Linked DNA regions of Homo sapiens: region 1 is linked to region 2. The links are chromatin loops, found by intact Hi-C in ENCODE. Cell type or tissue: mammary epithelial cell. All regions are shown on one strand. Region 1 overlaps ZYG11B (zyg-11 family member B, cell cycle regulator). Region 2 has its middle 3.0 kb from the start of COA7.

Region 1 (2,500 bases), 110 kb before region 2:
AATTTTTGTTATTTATTTATTTATTTATTTTGATACGGAGTCTCGCTCTGTCGCCCAGGCTGGAGTGCAGTGGCGCGATCTCAGCTCACTGCAACCTCCGCCTCCTGGGTTCACGGCATTCTCCTGCCTCAGCCTCCCAAGTAGCTGGGACTACAGGCGCCTGCCACCACGCCCGGCTAATTTTTTTGTATTTTTAGTAGAGACGGGGTTTCACCACGTTAGCCAGGATAGTCTCGATCTCCTGACCTCGTGATCTGCCCGCCTCGGCCTCCCAAAGTGCTGGGATTACAGGCATGAGCCACCATGCCCGGCCTATTTATTTATTTTTACATTTATTTATTTATTTGAGACAGGGTCTCACTCTGTTGCTCAGGCTGGAGTGCAGTAAGGCGATCTCAACTCATTGCAGCCTCAACCTTCCAGGCTCAAGCGATTCTCCCACCTTAGCCTCCCAAGCAGCTTGGACTACAGGGATGTGCCACCACAACTGGCTAATTTTTTATTTTTTGTAGAGACGGGGTCTCACTATGTTGCTCAGGCTGAGCTCAAGTGATCTACCTGCCTTGGCCTTCCGAAGTGGTGGGACTACAGGTGTATGCCATCATGCCCAGGTTTTTTTATTTTTTAGTAGAGATGAGGTCTCACTATGATGCCTAGGCTAGTCTGCAACTCCTGAACTCAAGTGATACTACCACCTCAGTCTCTCAAAGTGTTGGGATTATAGGTGTGAGCCACCATGCCAGGCCCAGTATGCCCTTTAATAAATTATTACAAACTGTTTCCCCAACCAAATCTAGTGTTATTCCTTTTTTGAGAGTCTCATTCTGTCACCCAGGCTGCAGTGCAGTGGCGCCATCTCAGCTCACTGCAACCTCCACCTCCCAAGTTCAAGCGATTCTCATGCCTCAGCCTCCCAAGTAGCTGGAATTACAGGTGTGCACCACCATGCCCCACTAACTTTGTTCTTTCAGTAGAGACAGGGGTTTCAACATGTTGGCCAAGCTGGTCTCGAACTCCTGGATTGAAGTGATCCACCCACCTCAGCCTCCCAAAGTGCTGGGATTATAGGCATGAGCCACAATGCCTGGCCCAAATCTGGTGCTACTTCTAATTCCTTCAATGTGTCATTTTATTTTAGACCTTCCTACATTAATACGATGCTTTTTCTTCCTAAAAATCTCCTGCCTCTCCTTATCTTTCAACACTCAGGTCACAACTCACTTCCTCTGAAAGGTGTGTGTGTGTGTGTGTGTGTGTGTGTATTTACATTTGGAGTCTTGCTCTGTCACTCAGGCTGGAATGCAGTGATGCAATCATAACTCACTGCAGCCTCAAACTCCTGGGCTCAAGTGATCCTCCCAGGACTACAGGTATGTGCTACCCCACTGGGCTTCACCTTTAATTTCATAACATTCTATGGACATTTGGCATAACGGTATTTTATCTGATCCACATTCACTCTCCCTCACAAGGATATAAAATTCTTGTGTGCAGACACCATGTCTTTGTTCATTTTTGTATTTCAAGAGCATAGAACAAATTCCTAGCACTTGTCTTCAACAAATGTGAAATGAAGGAAACATGAAGAGTGATAGGTGGTAGAAAAAAGTCAAAATACTTTGCTTCTTTTAAAGCCAATACTTTTGGCTGGGTGTGGTGGCTCACGCCTGTAATCCCAGCACTTAGGGGGGCCCAGGCAGGCAGATCACCTGAGGTCAGGAGTTCAAGACCAGCCTGGCCAACATGGTGAAACCTCGTCTCTACTAAAAATACAAAAATTAGCGGGGCGTGGTCGTGGGCGCCTATAATCCCAGCTACTCGGGAGGCTGAGGCAGGGGAATTGCTTCAACCTGGGAGGTGGAGGTTGCAGTGAGCCAAGATCATGCACTGCACTCCAGCCATGGCGACGGAGTGAAACTCTGTCTCAAAATAAATAAATAAATAACCAATATTGAGGTGCCTGAGGGAAAAATTATGCATCTAGTAGGAATGACTCTTAGGAATGATCTCTAGACTAGGTTGCTGGTTTACTGTTAATTATGATACTAATTACCTGTATGCTACCATCTCACACTCTGGAGTTGGCCATTTCAAAATAGCTGAATGCTGGAAGACAAAAGACACACAAGAAAGGATTACAATATTTATTTAGCACTGCATTATTTACTACATTATGAGGCTTTGATAGTTTAACCACTATGAATGTCTTTTGTTGGTATGGAATGACCCTACCAAATCATCCAGCAGAGAATTCCTCTGGCTACGACTCAATGTCCAAGCTTGTTCACCTCTGGATATTAAATGGGCAATAATTCCAGCTGCAAAGTAACTGACTTCCACTTCCACACTGTGTAGGAGACTACTGATGTGGTCTATAAAATCTTTCCACATTAATTCAGAATGTAATTCTTGTACTTCAGCTATATTGTTCTGGAAAAAAAAAAGAAAATATAAAAATTAATGTAATATGTATAGTAAATGGTTAAGATAACTGTTTTTA
Region 2 (2,500 bases):
TAGACACACCATTAAAATGAAAAACTTTTGGTTTTGAAAGACACTGTTATAAAAACAAAAAAGGCAGGCCAAACTGGGAGAAAATATATGCAAAACTTCTGATAACGGACTTGAATATATAAATAACTCTTAGAATGCAATAATAAAAAACAATCCAATAAAAAGGGGGCGAAAGATTTTAACAAACATGTCATCAAAGATACACAGATGGCAGATAAGCACATGAAAAGATGCCAACATTATTGGTCACTCAAAAAAATACAAACTAAACCTATGATAAGATACTGTTATATTCACTATAATGGCTAAAATTTTAAAAGACTGACCACACATCAAATTATGGTGAGGATGTAGGGCAACTAGAACTGTCAAACACTGCTGGTAAGAATGTAATGGTAGAATCACTTTAGAAAACAGTTTGGGTGTTTCTTAAAGTTAGATATATACCTACCATATGATCTAGCCATTCCACTCCTAGGTATGAACCCCAAAAATGGAAATGAATGCCCATACAAAGACACGTACACAAATATTCACAGCAGCTTTATTTGTAAGCCAAAAACTGGAAACCCAAATGGATAAACAAATTGTGATATATCTACATCATGAAATGTCATTCACTAAGAAAAAGAATGAACTATTAATACGTGTGGTAACATGGATGAATCTCAAAATAATTATGCTGAATCGAAGAAACTATACAAAAAGAAACAGTACTTACTGTATCATTCTATTTAGATAATATCCTACAAAATGCAACCCATCTTCAGTGACAGAAAGCAGATTAATGGTTGCTGGGGAGGGAATGAAGTACAAAGTCACATGAGGAAATTTTGAGGTGATGAATATGCTCATTATCTTGATTGTGATAATGGTTTACAGGTGTATACATATGTAGAAACTCATAATTGTTACTTTAAAGTTATGTGCAGTTTCCTGTATGTCAATTAGACCTTCATTTAATGTTTCTTATAGCTTTAAGAAAAACCTGGGTCAAAAGAGCAAGAGTCAGTGATATTCTAAGTTCCATTAATGAAAACCAAATTATTTGGAATGATAATCCCTCTTCTTAATTCAGTCAACAATACTTGGGCACCTAATATTGCTGGGCACAATCAAGACACTGTTATTATAACAAGAATGAGCTAAGACCACATGGACGATGTCAAATTGAAGCAGAGAACTTAAGAAGGCAAGCCAAAAAAAAAAAAAAAATACAGGGGAAAAGCACTCTAGGGCAGAGGCAACAGTTAGTTCAAACGGATCACGAGGTCAGGAGTTCGAGACCAGCCTGGCCGATATGGTGAAACCCCATCTCTACTAAAAATACAAAAATTAGGCGGGCATTGTGGTGGGCGCCTGTAATCCCAGCTATTCAGGAGGCTGAGGCAGGAGAATTGCTTGAAACCGTAAGGCGGAGGTTGCGGTGAGCCAAAATCACGCCACTGCACTCTAGCCTGGATGAAAGAGCAAAACAAAAAAAAGTGACCTCTTACTTGGTTGAGCCTCTCATCACCAACTAACTCTCTTGTGCCCTCTACCGCTCAGGTGATCTCATTTCAATGCAGTTCAACTCAGAAAATAAAGGGAAACATTCCCAGATTTTAGTAATCGACATCACCCTGCTCTATTCTATCATCAAGCCCTATTCTATTCTTGGCCCTGTGACCAGCATACAGGACACAGAGGTCACAGTCTGGTGGGGAACACAGACTTTCATGCCATTATTGGCATGACAAGAAACATTCCTGGAACAGGAATGACTTTGAGCCAGGCGCTCTGCCAAGCACATTGCATACATGAACTTGTAGTCCTTCTGACAGCCATTACAAATGGATCTGCATTTACAGAAGAGGATTCAGACTCACAAACATGATTGGTTTAAGGTTACAATTTAATAAACATGGAACATGGATTCTGAACTAAGATCTGTCCCCACTCCAAAGCCAGTTCTTTCTTTCCTACTACACTATACCAGAATAAACCAAGTGGTGTGGAACACCAAAATGGGAGCATCTAAATCTAATTTGAATGTGTGTAATTGTTGTGTCTGGGAAGACTTTACATAGGAGAGTATTTCCGATTTGTGTCAAAAAGGGTGGTCCAGGCATCAAGAGCAGAGGTAAACAGGGACACAAACTTGGGATCTATTCAGAGAACAGAAGGTTGGTGGGATGTGGGGGAAGAGAGGCAGAAAATAAGGCTAGAATCAGATTGCACAGGGTCTTGAAGGCCATCCTAAAGAAGATGACCTCAAACCAAAGTTCAAGGATTCCCATCCTGGGCCATGTGTACTGAGGAGTCCCCTAAGGTGATCAGGGTATAAGAAACCACAGGTAAATGTGGTATATTGCCTGGAATGTCAATTTTACTCAAAGGCTTGGGGGAGAAAAGGCAATCTTCTGTTATCCTATGAAAGATGTATTATGGGGAAATGAATGTAAAATCCTATGAATTTAAAAAATAAAACTGGGATTTCAGACATTATTGGCTGCCTTCC

What was found. Hi-C counts contacts between places; a loop is a spot of excess contacts. Peaks named below come from ENCODE experiments on the same cell type or tissue, not always from the same donor. Only the 100,000 strongest peaks of a DNase experiment are listed, where the experiment ranks them.
Region 1: a loop joins it to region 2, with 5 times the contacts of the local background. A loop is called at or near these places in 16 of 110 quality-filtered maps.

What each region holds. Positions count from the first base shown.
Region 1 is chr1:52,813,466-52,815,965 of GRCh38, reverse strand. It overlaps ZYG11B (zyg-11 family member B, cell cycle regulator), which reads right to left. Exons shown (of 14, transcript NM_024646.3): 11 at 2,233-2,430; 12 at 2,054-2,106. Among named protein-coding and RNA genes, the nearest start is that of ZYG11A, 28 kb to the left of the region's middle. RefSeq lists an enhancer at 1,135-1,429. In mammary epithelial cell, no CTCF peak of the experiment used is centred here; a DNase peak (open chromatin) is centred at 1,275.
Region 2 is chr1:52,700,107-52,702,606 of GRCh38, reverse strand. No RefSeq gene overlaps it. Among named protein-coding and RNA genes, the nearest start is that of COA7, 3.0 kb to the right of the region's middle. In mammary epithelial cell, a CTCF peak has its summit at 1,536 (motif pointing left); a DNase peak (open chromatin) is centred at 1,526; H3K4me3 peaks cover 152 bases.